Linked DNA regions of Homo sapiens: region 1 is linked to region 2. Evidence: chromatin loops called from intact Hi-C (ENCODE). Cell type or tissue: mammary epithelial cell. All regions are shown on one strand. Links, peaks and the distances in the headings refer to the core of each region. The heading gives the core; the rest is flanking DNA.

Evidence for each region. Hi-C counts contacts between places; a loop is a spot of excess contacts. Peaks named below come from ENCODE experiments on the same cell type or tissue, not always from the same donor. Only the 100,000 strongest peaks of a DNase experiment are listed, where the experiment ranks them.
Region 1: a loop joins it to region 2, with 23 times the contacts of the local background. A loop is called at or near these places in 5 of 110 quality-filtered maps.

What each region holds. Positions count from the first base shown.
Region 1 is chr5:143,963,699-143,972,999 of GRCh38, reverse strand. No RefSeq gene overlaps it. Among named protein-coding and RNA genes, the nearest start is that of HMHB1, 160 kb to the right of the region's middle. RefSeq lists a silencer at 7,759-7,959. In mammary epithelial cell, for the core only: a CTCF peak has its summit at 4,772 (motif pointing right); a DNase peak (open chromatin) is centred at 4,689.
Region 2 is chr5:142,711,837-142,721,137 of GRCh38, reverse strand. No RefSeq gene overlaps it. Among named protein-coding and RNA genes, the nearest start is that of LINC01844, 29 kb to the left of the region's middle. RefSeq lists a silencer at 7,737-7,936. In mammary epithelial cell, for the core only: CTCF peaks have their summits at 3,412 (motif pointing left), 4,004 (motif pointing left), 7,562 (motif pointing right) and 7,877 (motif pointing left); DNase peaks (open chromatin) are centred at 3,427, 3,947 and 7,627; H3K4me3 peaks cover 549 bases; H3K27ac peaks cover 1,669 bases.

The DNA.
Region 1 (9,301 bases), core at 867-8,866, 1.3 Mb before region 2:
AGTTTTCTCACTGTAGAATAGATACAGTTATAACATTTATAGATCATTTATTTAAAGAATATAGTTAAAATAAGGCATGTGAAAAGCAATTTGCAAATTGTAAAGGGTATACAAATGTTAGTTTCTATATTTAATAGGTACCATTTTCATCCTAAAAAAATATATCTTTTAACTGTGTTTTTCTCTACTTGTAGTCATTCATCCATCCATTCATTCATTTGTTCATCTGTCCACCACTTATCAAGATATCTGTCATGCCCCATCTTAGACAGGTTATAAGAGATATATAAAAATTACAAAGCAGAATCTAACTGCTTGTTCATCCTCTACTTTGGTATCTAATGGACATCACAACTTAATTTATTCAGGACTGAGCCCCTGATCTCTGCCCTAAACCTGCTCACCACCACCACCACCCCACAAATCCCACAACTCTTCCCCATTTTAGTTGATAGCTATTTCATCCTTCCAGGCACACAGAACAAAAACCTGAAAGCCAACCTTAACGTCTATTTTTCTCTCGTAACCCACATCTAACCTTTCAGATAATCTTACTGCTCTATCTTTGAAATGAGTTGAGAAATAGAACACATCTTTCCATAACCACTGCTGCTACCCTTGTCTAAGTCACTAGAATAGGTCGAATTGTGTCCCCACAAAAGACATACTCAGGTTCTAATCTCTGGTACCTGCAAGTGTGACTTACTTGGAGGTACAGTTTTGCATAGGTCATCAAGTTAAGATGAGGTCATACTGGATTAGGGTGGTCCCTAAATCCATGACTGGCATCTTTATAAGAGAAAGGAGAGGGAGATTTGGATATAGAGACACAGACACAAGGAGGACAGCAATGTGAAGGCAAAAGCAGAAATGAGAGTGATGCTGCCACGAGGTAAGCTGGGAAAGGCAAGGAAGGGTTCTTTTCTAGAGCCATCAGAGGCAGCACAGTGCTGCTGACACCTTGATTTTGAATCTATCCTCTAAACTGTGAAAGCATAAATGTTTGTTGTTTAAGCTACCGAGTTTGTGGTAATTTGTTACAGCGGCCCTTGGAAACTAATTCGGCCACCATCACATTGTGCCTGGATAATGGCGGTAGCCTCTTTAACTAGACCGACCCTCTTTCTCCACCTGCGTTTCCTAAGTGTGTTCTCAACATAACATCCGGGGATCTTTTAAAAGTGTAAATGTAAATAAGATCATGTCCCTCCTCAGTTTGGAGCCCTCCAATGGCTTCTTATCCATTGTGGTTCCAATAGGTTCTGTAGACTCTGCCACTCCCAAACTCTCATCTGTCTCCCCACCTGCTACCCCCATCATTCACTTGCTCCAGCCGCCCATCTTTTTGCCTCCAGGTCTCAAACACCCAGGTGCTCTGCCTCAGGTTCTTTGCACTTGCTGTTCTTTGGTCCAAAGGCTATTTAACCACCAGTTACCACTCAGGCACAGGTCAATCAGAATGAGTTCTGGGGGCCTTTTGCTGTTTAAGGAGTCCGTCCTTTAGTTGTCTGCTGCCTGGGGAATGGGCTGTACCAAATAGTGCTGACATACCTCAATATTTTAGCAACTCACTTGGCCTTATGAACCTTCCTGGATGAATGTCAGCTTCGGCTCTGCTAAATTTTCTCCTTTCCCAGGGACTTAAAGGGTTTCCCTTAACTCCATCAGGTCTTTGCCCAACACCACCCTCTTGGTGAGTTCCATTCTAACCACCCTATTTAGTATCCCCACGCTCCTTATTCAACATTTCCACTTCTGTTTCTCTATGAACTTTGTTGTCATCTGACCTGTATGTCTTCCTTATTTATCGATTGCCTATTTTGTTAATAGAATGTAAGCTCCATAAGGGCAGGGTTTTTGTTGTTTTTGTTTTGTTTTGCTTTGCTTTAGTTTTTTTCTGTTTTGTCACTTGCTGTGATCCCAGCACTGAGAACAGTGCCTGCCATGTAATAAACATTCAGTGAACATTTGTTAAACAAATGAATGAATTAATGTTTTCAAATAGCTTACACGAAGGCTATATGTACATCTACAGAAACAGCCAGAGAAGAGTCCTGAGCGGACCACATGCCATAGGAACTGTCATTTTCAGTGCTCTCATCTGGAACATTGAAGCCCAGATGCTCCGTTTCTCCCATTCTCCCCTCTCCCCTCAACCCAGAGAGCCAGTTGGGCATGAGGCACCCAGGATGGGTCCTCTCCAGCAATTCTCTTCACTTTTATAATTGTGATTAAAATAGCTCTTGTGACATAATCCCAACATCCTCCTTTATGGCAAAATAGCTTTATTTCTATTTTGTCAGATGAAGTATCATTAACAATTTGTCTTGTTTTGACAGCATGGGGCTATAATTAGTTTCTACAGGAAAATGCACCAATTAACACAGTGTTTGTTTCTTGGCTTGAATCTAAACGGAAATTGGAGGAAGCTAACTGAGACAATATAAAAAGAAGCTGCACTGATGCTAGCAAGAAACTCACCTGCCTGCAGATTAAGGAAGCGGTGTGATAATTTAGCTACCTCTTTCTTCGAGGAATGATTTCCCTTGCCTTATCAATCCCCAAGAGGTTTTATCGATGCCCATCACATCCAATCTCTCTTCACTCTCTGAAATTTTCTCATGTTTATATAATCACTCATAACACTCAGAAATATATACTAGTATGCTGTTATTTTTAGCATGCTGCCCAGATACAATTATAATAAAAGGAATTTGGAATACTATGCAGTAGATCAATGATTAGTTAGATAGGGAGAGATCTCTAGGCTAAGTTTACATATAAAAAGTTAATATGAGGAAATTTTATCATTGTATATGCTACCTTTTGTGCTAGACAAGTGGGAAAATAAGAATGTATATTTATATTTGCTTATACTTGCATTAAGAAGCATTAGAAAAATAAACAAGAAGTTGAAATGTCTATCTGGAGAGCTGAGGGGGAACAGGGAGAAATGAAATAATACAGGAGTGAGGTTCTTAGTGTATACCTTTTCATATTATTTTAAAATTATATTTGAAGCAGGGAAATGTATAACCTACTCAACTTTTTGTTGATGTTTTACAAAAGAACTGTGATGTCATATACATGCAGGACCTAATAAAATGCTGGTTACTCCAAATACCCAATAAGTTGTGTTGATTCATTACAGGTGGAGCAACAGGGTCACTGTGTTTCAGTGAGCTAAACCCAACCTGGATACTTTGTGTTCATGTGAACATGCTTCCACAAAAGGAAGTCGTTATGTTTGTTGATATAACCTTTTCTCACCTCCCTGTCATGCCAAACCTCTCTCTCTCATTCATTTGTCTTATAGAATTATAAAGAGAAGCTCAAACTTGATGCCACATTCTTCCTCTTGTAATAATAACTGGCATGTATGCAGTGCTTTGCAGCTTACCTGTTTTGTAAAATGTTTCCTTTGGACTGTTACTTATGGAGACCATATCTTTGTTCTCTTAGTCTAAACAGTTAGATGTCATTGATGATCCAGGCCAGCCTTTGAAAAAAAAGTGTAGTAGAGCATAATTAAGTATATAGAGTCTAAGTCAGAAAGACCCTGGTTGACGTCTCAGACTCATCAATATTTGCTGTATAACCTTGGACAAGTTACTTATATTTTCTGAACATTTGTATTGTCATCTATAAACTAGGCATAATAATTTCTACCTATTAGAATTGTTGTGATGCTTCTACACAGCAAGAGGAATCAAACGAATAGCACTATGTCTCCTACATGTGAGTGCCCAGTAAGTATTAAGAATGACTTATGATTATTGTTCTTATTTATATGTACTTATTTTCAGTGCATCCAGAAGGTCCTGCTCCTGCTCCGAATGTCTCCTTCTTGTTCCTTGGCACAATGAACATTAGATGTGCATGCTTTGGGTTAAGTACATACTTTGCTAAGGTGCTCCCATTTAAAATGCAAATTTACATGTGAATTATTGGCTTCTTAGCTTAACTTTGATATCATTTGCCTTCCAAGATGACTAAAAAGAAATGGAAAATAGGGGGACTGGGACAAGTACTTTCAGAGCATCCACTTCTCCTCAGGAAAAACAGATCAAGGAGGCAAAGTTGGAGGAATCAAGGGCATCTTTGCAGCCTGAAAGGCACTCAAAATAGCAACAAAGACTGAGGGGGATAGGAACATGGGGGTAGGGTTTTGAGAGGGAGCCCCTCTCCACAGATCTGCCAGGCCACCTCAGAGGCGCTATACTGTGCAGCATGTCAGTTCTGATCCTGAGCACCTGCATCTCTACCTGTCAGAGCATATCTGGTGATGAGCCATTTGCTTTGGCTTCTTGGCTCCTGCCACTGGATTTGAGTGTGTGTCACAGTGTGACTGTGCACCAATTATCTCCCTGTCCTCTTATAAATTTCATTCAGGCTTTGGAGCATGAATGTGATTATGAAATTACTCTAGGTCTTTCGTAAGATGTGTTGAAGCGAAATCAGACTAAAGGTAGGAAAAGAGATTGGAAAGTGCTGTCCCTAATCCAGAAGTGAGGCTAGGAGAGGCAGCTAGAATAGGATTACTTTGCCTCTCCTCCAAGGATTACTCAAGTCTTAGATCATATTTCACCACCATCAAGTCTACATCCCAATAATGACTCATTTTTGTGATCATCTTGAGAATTTCCACACAATAATCAGCTTGGTCTTAAGGTTGTTCCATTTTGGTTTTTAGGATTGATGAGCTAACTATATCCACTATTTCCCACAGTTATTTCAGTCCTATAGTCACATTAGGCAAGTGTCTCTTCCTGAGCCAGCAGGTGTCACTATTGATCAATTGAAAATAAACATGGTAGACCTACCAAGATAAAGATAGATCTACCTCTGATTAGAAAAAAAAAAAAATTAACTTGGCATTTCAAGTTAAACTACTATTGCTCAGATCCACTGAATTCCTTGTAAACAGCTGAGCTCTCAAAAGCATGTATATTTCTTCATCACCGCCTATCTGCAGATACAAGGCATGTAGAGGTCTTGTGAAAATGGAGTTGAAGAGATGGTCCTCATGGTTTCACTCCAGGACCAATGCTCTGAGACTTACTTAGAGCCTTATTTTCTATATTCTTTTTCTTTTCTCTTTATAGCTAGGAATAGTCAATCCTAATTGACCACTAAGGGAATCTTCCATGGTATATTTTAGCCCCAGAATGATTTTCCTCATTTGATATATTCCTCAGACATTAAAGTTGATTTCAGAGAAATATGTACCAGAAATAATCAGTAAATAAATCATGTAGTATACTTCAAAACCAAAATGTAACTTTGGGGAGAGATGATCTCTGACTCTGCATCATCTGAGGCACTGTTCTCTCTTTCAACACAAAACTAAACAAAAGGCAATTTGTTAAATACATTTATGCATATCCCTTTCCTTTACAAATATACACTAAATATTATTATATACAAACTACCATGCTTTCTCCATGAGGCTTACCTCAACCCCCTTCTCTTTTAGAGAATTTTCTTATATAAAATTCCTCTGTCTTTAATATTTATTTTCTCTCAATAGTTCTCTTGTGTAGTTTGGTGTATATGTATTTTTCTACTGCTAGATTGTCAGTTCTAAATTTTTTTAAAAGGTAAAAATATTGGATATGTTCTACCCACAGAACCTCTCCATTTCACATGTGGCTTATGAGAGTAGCCAGCATTGCTTGATTTCCTTTTGTAATTGAAACACCAAGAATAATGCCTGGCATAGAAGAGGTAGCCAAAAAAAAATTTTAATGTTAGGCATTTCAGTGATGGAAAAACAAAGACCCCTTCTCTGCACCCATAGTGAAATGCTTATAGTCTAGCAGGGGATGTAAAATATGCATGCAAATAGGACTTCCAATCTTGTATTAAGTCCTGTAGCAATAAAGTGCACAGGGAACTCAGAAAACGTCTCTGAGTGGCTGGCCATGAAAGGTTTGCAGGAAAAAAAACGGGCTTTAATTTAGAAATATATATATATAGAAAAGAGAGGGAAAGAAGGAGATAAAAATATTTGGCATGAAACAAATAGCAGAGCTGAGGCATAGGGACAGGGAAGCCTAGAAGATACATAGAGTATTTATTTGAATAACACCTTAATTAGGTAAAATAAATAAATAAATATAATAAAACTTAGGTCCTGCAGGCATAATTTATGTAGATAGTAGGGAATATTGAGCTTGAATCAGGAAAAATAACATCTAAAGAACTGGATATATAATATTCCATGTTTTACAGTGTTATAATTTAATATTTTAGATGGCACTATGTTACTAGCTTTGAAATTTCTCTCATACTTCCAATAATTTAACTTCTTAGAATAATTCTAAATAATTGCCTGGGAAAGTGAGAAACCTTTTTAGTTAACTTATGCATTGCCAAAGATTTTAGGGGGAGGGTGTCAACTAGAAGGAAGAGTAAGTGCAAAGGCCTTAAGTATGCTTAAGGAATCAAAAACAAAAACAAACAAAAAAAGCTACTGATGGGAAATTGAAGACTTACACTTGGAAATGGGAAGGAAGTAGGGAATACAGTCATGGTATTCTAACAGGAGGCCACTTCCTGCAGTCAATGATCTCTAGCCTTTTTTTTTTTTTTCTGTCTTTACAGTAAGAACTCAAGAGTTGATTTTAGAAGGAAGCGACTGATTGGCTGAACTCTAGTCACCTATCTGTCTCCTAGTCAAACCAGGGTAGTAAAAGAAAAAATTCCTCAGAGAGAACTTCCAGGAACCTCTTTTGCTTCCTTAGTTTGTAGTAGGCCCATAGATTTACCATTTCATCACAATACCCAATGGAAAAGAGTTAAATTCCTAATGAAAATGGAAGTATTGTAAGGAAGAGGAAAAGGTTGTTGAGTGTCCTGAAAGCAACAAATACCCACTTCAAGGTGGGGAACCACTGAAGCTTTAGACAGAGCAAAAATGGCTAATGGAAAATGGCTAGCGGAGAGGAGTGGAATAGAATTTTTTTTTCAAAGCACCACGTTGATGGAGAACCACATAAGAAGATTGTTGGCTTTTACCTGCTCTTGTCAGGACCCTCTCAGTCCCAGCATATTCAAATTTCCATTGATTAGGTCATAAACTAGGTGTTCTGAACTCACATATAATTACAGAGTGAGGATAAAGAGGAATTTTTTAAGATCAGAGAGGTATTGAATAACTAGAGTTTGGAGGAAATTCATCAACAGTGACAATAGCGCAAGAATATTATAAAATCATAAACCTTGAACAAATTGTGTGAAATGCTGATCCAGAAAAGAGCCAGATGCTAAATAAAAGCCAGAGGACCCAGCCACTTTAGCTGTTTTCTCTTCCACCGCTGACTTACAGAATGGGCTAGGTTTATACGCATGGGAAATGATACTGACCAAACACACCCTGGCAGAACCTCTCTTTTTCATCTCCTTTTCCGGTTCTGAATATCCAAGCTGAACTACAACTCTGATGACATTACCTAAACACTCGTGCTTCCATATTTCCATGCCTTACTCACGTAATTTTCTCTACCTAGTATCCATCAGATAGATACAGATAAAAAACCTCAGGTTGCCAGTATGGCAACCTCCCTATAAATTAGTCTGAGTGATTCCATCAGTTAGAAGCGATTTATCCCTCTAAATTCCCATGAAATTATAAAAGTCTCTCTCATAAAGTGCTCACTATATTTTTTGTGGTTTTCTGGTTATCTTTTTAAACCTCTTATTTCCCAAAAATAAATACAAATGATCATGGACAAACTAACTGAAATCCATACCTGTAAGAAACTTACACAGTCCTTTAACTCTGTAAGTGTACATTTCTTATAAACAGGCCCAATTTAGCTCAGTAAACAGATGAGTCACTATCTCAGTCTGCAGAATGCAGAAGGATCTGCATTCAGGTCAGTGATGATCTTGCAGGTTTTCGCAAGAACCATGAAATTGTCTTGGGTTAATATAAGTACCCATTATGTTATGGGGGATTCCTCAACGCAAAGTGAGCTTCATAGGTGTTTCCATGTCCAATGAGTGAGCACTTCTGACAATTTTTAAATGACACTTTCCCCACCTTTGGAAAGACAAAAGCGTATTCCAGACTTCCAGCTCCTTGGGGTACAGACAGTGTTTGCATTAGCTCTAAACAGCTCTTGCACAGTACCTGCATGTGATAATGAGCAGCAACTCAGAACTGATGAATGAAGTCCCTGGAGACTGTGAGAAGGACTGTCCTCATTGTGGAGTAGCCAGAACATTAAGCTCTGTCTCGGAATGGGGTTAGGTTCTAGTAGAAGTGATGGGTCCATTTAAAGCCTGAGAATATTGGAGAAGTCCTTCTATAGAGGTGATGTTATCTTCTCTAAGGAGGTTGAATTCTTTCTGGTGTATTTTTCTGGAAGTCTTTCAGAGCTGTTGGGCTCATTCTCAAGGAAAGCTTTAACAGTGAGTTGTGGTTGGCTAGTCCAGCATGCTGTTCATTTTGTTCCATCTTACAATTCCCTGCACCCACACTATTAGTTACCTGGATGGTAGATAAGCATATATACATATATGTTTCATGGGGTTATTTGCTTAGCTGACCCTAGTGTACTATAATACTGAACAGGGAATTTCATGTTGACAGCCAGAAGAAATTGCTGCCATGTAAAACCACATAATAGTACCTAATCTTTCAGAAATCCCAGTTCTCTCTAATGGCGATTTTGATAGAGACAGTCAAGATTACAGAGAGACCACCAGCTAAGGGGTTCAGGCTTAGATACCCACCCCGCCGTCCCCACCGGCCACTCTTTGGTATGAACAACATGTGTCTCAAACAAATAGAGGATAACATACTTACAGATCACTGAAAGAGCATCTTGGTTAAGAGTTCCAGAGTCAGACGTGAGTTTGAATCCTGGCTCTGCAGCTCACTTACTTTGAAGTGAATCATTAAGCCTCAGGGCTTTTTCTGTCATCCGAGGATGATTTTAAAAAATAGAATATTCTTCATTGTGTTATAAAACCTAAATGAAAAAAATCTCATGTATAAAACATTTAGCATTGTGCTGATAAAATGTTCAGTAAGCACAATGTCAACGCTGATACTGCTGCTACCACTCTGTTGTTATTCCATAATCATAGACAACAGCCTATAAAGGGCATTCAGATGCTGAAGACTTTTTTCACTTGATGGCAGGCTTCATACATGAATGCTCTTCTTCCTTCCTCCCTTCTTTTTTTACCTTCATTCAAAAATCATATGCTGATAATCTGGCCAAGATGTATATTAGGTGCTAAGGATGCAATCATGAACTACACATCTCTTCTCCAAGAGGTCATAGAC
Region 2 (9,301 bases), core at 342-8,341:
TGCCGGGGAGTGTTCCATCAGCAGGACTGTCTGCACCTGGACAGAATGATGTAACCTACAGGAACGCAAGATTCACAGGCGTGCAGACAAGCCTCAGAAAATTATCAGCCTCAGCTCCGAGTTACGGCTGATTCAGCTGCAGTCTCTGTGGTCAGACTTGCCTGTTGAGGCAGGCTGCTTCTCCGGTGGACTGGATGGCGTCACTTGGAATTTATATTAAAGCTGAAGTCTCCCTCAAACTAATGTAACCCTTATTTCCCAGTCCTCGTAAGACAAGTGGAAATCATGGGCCAGGCTTAAGCTTAGCTGATGATCTGATCTCCCAACTGCATTGGGTGCCGCTGGGGTCACCTAAGCCATTGCTCCCTTTCACTCCTTCAGTAAACATTTACTAAGTGTCAGAAATGATAGTAATCGCAAACATTGTCTGAATGATTGCTGGGGTCAGGCATTGTGCTAGACTTGGCACCAGCATCTTCTTATTCAGTACTCACTAAGCTGAATAAGTTTGAGTTCATTTCACAGGTGAGGAAACTCAGCTTCCCAGAGGCAAAGCAGCCTGCCTAAGGCCCCACAAATAATGAGGGGTAGAGCCTCTCATCCATCCACTTCAACAACAAGCCTTACCCTCTCTGTGGGGTCTTCCCCATGGCCTGACACTGAGCGTGTAGACACTGAATCAACACACACAATGTCAGGTCATGATTCCCCAGCCCCTCTGACTGGTCCCTTCCTCCTATCCATCAGCTGTCTCAGGTAGGCTCAACCCTACCATCCCAGGCTCCTTCCTCCTGCCTTATCGCCACTCTGCTGACCTTCCCTGCACCCCTCTGACTTCTAATGCCTGGCCTCTTGAACCTGGTGTTCCTCAGAGTTCTTTGAGACTTAGCCCCCAGGACGTTTCTCCCAGGAAGTCTTCCCTGACCCACCCCTCCTCCACATTTATGACTCCATTATATGATCGCAGTGCATACCAAAGATGCCTTTGTCTCAACATAACATCCCATATTAGGTTGAAATTTTTGGTTTCTATCTGTCAGTATCTTTTATTAAAATGGAGTTTCATGAAATGGGACAGCTGGCACCAGCACGATGCATGGCGCACGGCGGGTCCTCCATGGATGCTTGCTAGACTGAGCACAGCTGACTCACAGGCCTCAGGCACCAGGGCACGGGCAATAAAGACAGTGAACCTAATATTTTAACACAAGAAGGAAAATACAACCTCACAAATGTCACTCATACTTGGAAGAGGGAAAAACACAACTGAAATATGGTCACCAAAGAATATAGGGAAGGATATAACACACAGGCTGAACTCACGACCCTGTAGTCTGACCACCTGGGCTTCGGTCTTGGCTCCCCCACTTAAAACTAGTGAGATTTGGAGCAAGTTGTTTTCCCTCTCTGTACCTCAGTTCTCTCATCTATAGAGTGGGAGTAGATAATCTTACAGGGTTGTATGAGGATGAGATAATTCGTGTGCAGTGTTGAAAACAGTACGTTGTTCATGTTTGGATGTTATCATATTTTTTGTTCATAATAAATGGATTTACTAGAAAGGGGTGAGGGAGGAAACTAAGAAGAAACAATGGTCATAATATTTTTGATTAAGAGTATGGTACAAACCCTCAGGTCCAATTTTTTAAAATGCAGGTCAGAAGTTACCACCCAAAGGTGTACAGATTTTTTTAAATTTTCAATGAGCTGCCTATTTAAAAATGAAGAAATTTTACATTATGAGAAAGAAATCCAGACATCCAATTTCTGTCGAAAAACTGGATGACTTCGCAACTCAGCTTCTACTTGCCCCCGGTAATAATTGTCGGGATTTGTGTATCACTGCCCACTTCAGGGTGGACACGTGCTCTCCAGCTCACGCGACCCCTCCAGGCCCTCCAGCTTCTTACCTGGCCTGCTTCATGCTATAGGCATTTGAGTTTGTGACCTCAGGAAGAGAAGATGTCTTCACAATAACAATATACACAGTTTTCCTCTGCTCAGAACCTATCACACCTCTTTGGTACATCTATCATAAAACTCAGACTTTAACTGCTCCCTCCTCCATCTGGGAGCCCATCTTGCCTCACTTCCTATGACTCCCCATCCATCCTCCCTCCCCACCAGGCTGCCCCCGGCCCCCCTCCCACCCCAGCTCCTCCCTGCTATGGGGCTGGCATGGCCTCTCCGTCCCCTCTGCTTTCCCAAGTCCCCGTGCCCTGTGAAGGTTTAGCTCGTGTCCAGACACCCTAATGAGCTTCTTCCCCACTCCCTAGCCCACGGGTGGTCTCCCTTTTCCAGGCTTGCACTGCCCTTCGGACAAGGGTAACTACTATTACAGTACGGCTGTGTCTTCTTAGTCTTTACTCTGAGAAGAAGCCTGTTCTTATCTATGCAGTTTCTCTCCTTTTCCCCTGCCCCTTGGGGCTTCTGTCCTTGCTGGGCCTGTTCCTGAAATTTTGTGATTTACAACAAAACCAGAACGGGAGGGGGAGAGATTGGAAAAGAGGTATGGGAGGTAAGGGGAAAAGGAAATGAAAACAAGGGCAAACTGAGGGTGTGCTGTTGAGAGTGAAAAAGAAGGCAGGGGGCCCTGCAACAGCAGCTGGGTGGGAGGGAATGGGAGATGAAGCCGGGGAGGGGACGTGTGCAGCATTGCACGGCTCCCAGCTTCCTTGTATTTACCCATGCTGTCAGAACCATGTCGTGTGCCCCCTTTGGTCTGTTTTCAGGCGGCAACCCTGCATTTCATGGAGGACTGGAAGCTCTGTGAGGGCTGACAAATTATTATTTAGTGACCCTTACATCCCTCAGAGCCTTCGGCCCAGGGCTGAGCCCAGGGACTGCACACGTTCATGCAGAATGACTGACCTCAGTATCCCCAGGTGTCCTCAGGCAAATGACCTGAAGAAGACACTGAGCATCAAGAATGTAGCCTCTTCGATTTCACCTCCTGGCAGAAGTGTGATGAGATCAGATACCACCATGGTTTTGCGTCCCAGAGAATAACCAGGAAGATGCTCTGGAGGAGAGAATAGCAGTTCTCGAGCGAGAGCTCACATGGAAATCACCTGGGAGGGGAGGGGTCTTGTTAAACCAGAGATTGCTGGGCTCCACCCCCAGAGCTTCGGATTCAGCAGGTCTGGGCTAGGACCCCAGAATGTGCTTTTCTAACAACTTCCCAGTTGACGGGGATACGGTTGGTCGGGGAGCCACACTTCGAGCAACCCAGCTCTAGAGTTCAGGGCTGAGGTCTGATCCAAAGCCACTTCATCCCACCACTCTACAGAAGGAAAGTGACATCCCCTCCCTCTCTAGCAGGTGACTGTCCCCTCTTCATAATCCAGCACATCACTCAACCCACTTCGGAGCTTTATGGAGACTATAGATGCTCATGGCTGAGTGGAGGGTGTCCTCTTGTGGCCCAGATAGAAAATAACCTGAACTGCAGTGACCTCACTCTCAGCCTTAACAAAGTTTGCCAAACATTGAATTTTATCTGCCTGACAAAAGATCCAGGGAAACAGGATGTTCACCATTCACCGGATCTGGTCCATTGCAGAGGAGGGGCCAAGGGTCCATTCAGCATGAGATGGGTCAAATACTTTGCCCAAAAGGTGTCCAAGGATGGCAGAAATGATTTGTACTCATGACTTTGGGATTTTATAGGGTGGGAAGGTGTCTTAGGAGAATAGTCCAAACCCAGATACTCACAGAATTCTCTGTTGAAGGATACAACTTTGAAAACATGAGTTAGAAGTAAACAATTTCAAAGCCTTGGAAACACCATGTGACTAAGAAGAGACCTTAGAATGACTTTGAACCATGTTTGGATTTGTTCCCTGAACTTTCCTGAGATGAGAAAGCTGGCATCATGAACTGTGGGCTAGTGTAAGAACACTGGAGCAATTGTCACCAGCTCCATCACCAACCAATCTGGTGCAAGCCAGCCCCTTCTCAGCATTTAGCAGCCGTCCAAATACCGTTCTGCGATTCACTGCCACCTACTGCTCAGCCCGGAATGAGCAGGAGTTGGTAACTAGGACACAGGGGCAGTGGAGCGGCGCTTCTCAGAAGTTTGGCTTGTATTAGAATCACCTGGAAGGCTTGTGAAAATGTAGATATAGGGGCTTCACCCCCAGAGATCTGACTCAGTAGGATTGGGGTAGGCCTGAGAATTTGCTCTTCTAGTAAATTCTGGGTGACGCCAAGGCTGCTGGCCAGGAGATGCCTCTTTGGATAACATTTGTAATCCTCCTTCTACCACACACTCGCTGAGCTTGATTATTAATCAGTCACATCTGTAAGTGATCAAGAGCCACTAATTCAGGATGTCTCAACCTGGGTCCGATTGACATTTTGACGTGGCAATTCTTTGTTGTGGGGGTAGTTTGTCCTGTACACTGTAGGATTTTAGCAGTATCCCTGGCCTCCACCTACTTGATGCCAGTAGCAGCCACTTCCCCCAGGTTTCGATAGTTAAATGTGTCTCAGACATCACCAGATGGCCCTGGGAGGCAAAATTCTCCCATTTGAGAACCACCTCTCTAAAAAGCGGGAATGTTTTCCTCTTCCATTTGGCAGACTGTGAGGGTATCTTCAAGTATTGTCTTACCTAGGACACTGACATATAATAAACTCTCAGCTCTTTGGGTTTAAACAACAACAGAAAAAATAGACTACATATCCTGAGTGCTTAGTACGTGTGAGTTACTGTGCTGACGCTTTTTAGTATATAATCAATATTTTTTAAATCTCTGATATATTTTACATTCTTGTTTTTGTAATTAGTGTGTATCTTACCTTTACAGCAGATCTTAATTTGCAGTAGCCCCCTCTCCAGTGCTCCAGAGACACGCAGCTGCCACACTGGGTCCTGCAGGGCTAGACTCTGAGCCCAGATTCTGCCTCTGCCCAAATGGCTTCCAGCCTTTAGATGTGGAACAACACGTGCCAATTTTACTTCAATGTCCTTCCAATCCTGTCCTTATTTCAGCTATTTTATCAGACTCACATACCTATTCATGTACTCTGCAATCAGTCCTTGGAATAGTTCCACATAGTTTAAAATAAGGTCTGCAGTTTTATAAAATTTATCAAACAGCAGAATACCTCATCTGGTGGCCAGACTGTGTTGACTATTATCATATTTTAGTTCTGATAGCTTTTCAAGGGGCTGTTTTCCAAAAAGTCTGTGTTTATGCATGCTAATCCTATCCAACGCTAATCACTGATGCACAAGTTCAATCACACTCTCCCGCTTTTTGGTTTATCTCACAATATCTAGGAGTATTCATCTCCATTCAGAGATTCTGCCTTTTCATTAGCCCTATGTGATGTTTCTCCCTGTCGTTCCTCATGTTATCCTTAGCAAATGTTTCTGATCACTTAGGGAACCAATTATTCTCTAGAAAATTTGCAGTAAACCCTTTAGTCTTACCACATTTGTTCACTCAAATTTTACAGGTATGAAAATCAAGATAGACTTAATTACTAAGGTCAACCTTTAAGTATTATGCCAATAAAAAGTAGTCACGAGTTAACCCTTATGAAATGCTTCCTGTGAGCCATGCCCTGTGCTCAGCTCTTGACATGCATTATTTATTTATCCTAATAGGCCTATGAGGTAGGTGCTGGGGCGATCGTCATGTTAGAGGCAGGGTAAGAAGGTGCAGAGAACTTAAGTAACTTGCCCAAAGTCACCCAGCTAGCAACTGGCAGAGCTGGGGGTCATATCAAGCTGTGGATGATGATACAGTTGGTCCCCTAACCTCTATACTCCATTGCCAGGAAAGATGATTTACAAAAGTTCTTGTTAGGCCTTCTTTTGATGAGGAAGTATATATATGTGTGTGTGTGTGTATATATATATGTATATATTTATGTGTATATATATATATACACACACACACATATATATGTGTATATATGTATACACATATATGTATACACATATATGTATACATATATATGTGTGTGTGTGTATATATATACACATATATATACACATATATATATATATCTTCTGGTATTCTAGGAACTGTCTCTGAAGCAAGGTGCCAGGACTTCTCAGGATGCAGGGCTTTTGACTTGAACAGGGGGCTGACTTCCCATCAGAAGCTTGAACCAAGATGTCACATCAGAAACCCTCAGAATCCAGTGCCAGGAGAGCACCGGGTTCAAGAGTGAATGGGAGTGGGGATATGGAAGTGGCAAGTGAAAATGATTCCTTCAAGAAGACAGGCTACAGGCCACAGCAGGAGAGAGACAGGAAGGATGGGAACTGAAGGGAGGCAGGGCTTAAGGGAGGGTTGTGCTTTCTCTGTGTTAATTTGTTTTGTTAACTTCTTGAGCATATTGCAATGCTGATGGGGGAAAAACTAAGAGCTGAAGGCACAGGAAAGCATAGAGGGGCGGATAGAAGCTGAATCAGCAAGGACCCCCAAAGAATCCGCTCATGAAGATATTTGAAGCTCATGTCAGGAGAAATGTTCGCCGGGTCTGACACCAAAGCCTGCTCGTGTCTGCATCACTCTCTGGCTTCCCACTGTCACTGCCTAACAATCTACGGCTATCAAAGATTCCGAGAGCCAAGTGGCTTGGAAGTTGTTTGAGTCAGAAACATTTTCCCTCCACTGGGCACAACTTCTTATCCTTTTCAGTGAGGAAATACAAAATGCATGATATCAGAACATATATCCTAGGGCAGCCCCCTATGTAGGTGATATGGTTTGGTGCAAGGGACATTAAATCTGTTTCTTCCTAAAATAGTTCCCATCAGCTTTCTTCGGACCTTGAACTATTCCATTGGGATTACCTTCCTAAAGAGTCCTGTTAAAATACCAACAGGTCAAAACAATCTCGAAAAGGACACCCATGCTCATTGCAACATTATTCACAATGGCCAAAAAGGTGAAAGCAATCCTGGTGGCCATTGACAGATGAATGGACAAATAAAATGTGGTATATACATACAGTGGAATATTATTCACCCCTAAAAGGAAGGCAATTCTGACACACACTACAACATGGGTAAACCTTGAGGACACTATGCTAAGTGAACCAAGCCAGCCACAGAAGGACAAATACAATATGATCCCATTTATAAGAGGTACATAGAGTAGTCAAATTCAGAGGCAGAAAGCAGAATGGTGGCTTCCAGGTCTGGGGGAAGAGGAATGGGGAGTTTTTGTCTAATGAGTGTGGAGTTTAAGCCTGGGAGGATGAAAAGAGCCCCGGAAATGGATGGTGGGGATGGTTGCACAAGAATGTGAATGCACTTAACACCACTAAACTAACTGTACATTTAAAATGGAAAATTTTATGTTATGTGTATTTTTCTGCAATTAAACAAAACACCGGGTGATTTAAAGGGGCTGCCTGATCAATAGCCAAACTATTATTAGTTTGACTCAGCTTTGATTTCCTGTTAAGGCCACTTTGCCCAGAGCAGGACTTTAAGGAGCCAGAGCAGCGAGGAGCCGGAGATGGAGAGGTGACAGGCGTGAGGACAGTAATTCACTGGGCGCTGGAATGCGTTTTGACAAAGGCCAGGTGTCGGTTCCCGTCCTGACCTGCAGGGGGCACTCTGGTGGGTCCTGGGAAACAGGAGGAGAACGGGAAGCCTAGAAAGCCCTGGGAGCTCCTTGAGCGACAGGGAAGCCTCTGTCTACCACTTTTACTGAGGCCGCCGGCAGTCAGGATACTACACAGTGGTTATTCTTAGGCCCCTAGAGTCAGCAAAGCCTCTTGTTTGGAAAACCTCCTGGGTCTCCCCTCGCAGGCTGTGTAAGGGGCGCCCCGCTCGCCCCGCGTCTCCGTGTCCGGGGTGGGTGTGAGGACGGCAGGGCCGCGCCCCCTGCTGGCCGCTCGCTCAGCTGCGCTGTCGCCTCCTCTGCCATCAGCCCGTGGGAAAGAAAGCCATTTTGGTCACAGGAAGCAACGTTTTCAACTTCTCTCATTAATGAGAAAGACAGAATTGTGATACTCTAATGGGAATACTCGAGGAAGGAATAAATTAAATTTCCATGCAGCTCCGGCTCGAGTCCCAAGCTGAACAGATGCTGTTTTTATCAAATACTTTCTATTCTGTGACGTGCTCTGCCAACTTTCTATTATTAGACAAATCAGGAAAAGTCTGATTTCTCTCCCTTCTGGCTTCTCCTTCCCGCTTTTGTGGGAGGGTGGTGGTTTGGGTGGAGACTCTGTCCTGTCCATAGAAGGTAAATGACAAGGAAATGGCAGCCACCTGAAAACTTGCCTTGATGCCAGCATGTCCCAGAAATGTCCTTTAAAATGACATCTCATCCAGGCGTCACCCCATCCCAGATGGCATAGCTGATGGGACAGGAAAAAATACATATTTTAGAGTATTTACAGCATCATTTTCCCCTGCCCCCACTTCCTTCCTGTGAAGGAGGAATTAGTCTTCACTAGCCAAGTTCTGGAGTATTTCTTTTTCTTTTTTCTTTTTTTTTCTTTTAATTGAGATAGTGTCTTGTTGTGTTGCCTAGGCTGGAGTGCAGTGGCACCAACATCACTAACTACAGCCTTGAACTCTTGGGCTCAAGCGATCCTCCTGCCTCAGCCTTCCAAAGTTCTGGGATTACAGGCGTGAGCCATTGCACCTGGCCCTGGAGTATTTCTTGTGCATAATAAGGGAAAATTTGGGAAAGGATTCTGAATTGTGCAGTACCATGGGTAGGATGGGTTGATGGGTCTACCTAAGAGAAGGCAGGGAGTTACATACTAACGAAAGCAGAATGGATCAGAAGGCGAGAGAAAGAATAAGAGAAACAAGCCAGGGATGAGCTGGGTTTGGGAGAATTCAAGAGATAAATTAAGGAGGACTGAAGTAGCTGCTGGGCTGTTGATATGGTTTGGCTGTGTCCCCACCCAAATCTCATCTTGAATTGTAGTTCCTATAATCCCCACGTGTTGTGGGAGGGACCCAGTGGTAGGCAATTGAATCATGGGGGCGGTTACTCTTTTCTATGAGGGAGATGCACAAAGGGAAAAGAAAAGACACACATGCAATACCTTCAAGGGTAAACAACCTTTATCCCATGTAAATGGCAATGCAGATATAATAAGCAAATGATACAAGCAAATTGCAATGGGAAGGGGAAAAGGGAGAAGATATATATATATAGCCTGGACTACTGGGAGGCTAGAAGTTAATGGCAAGGGCATGCCAACTTTCACCCCACTTCTCCCATCAATATAGACTATATATATATACACACACACTCACCAGACGATGGAGGATTCATCACCAGACCAGAAGCAACAGCCTGGGCTC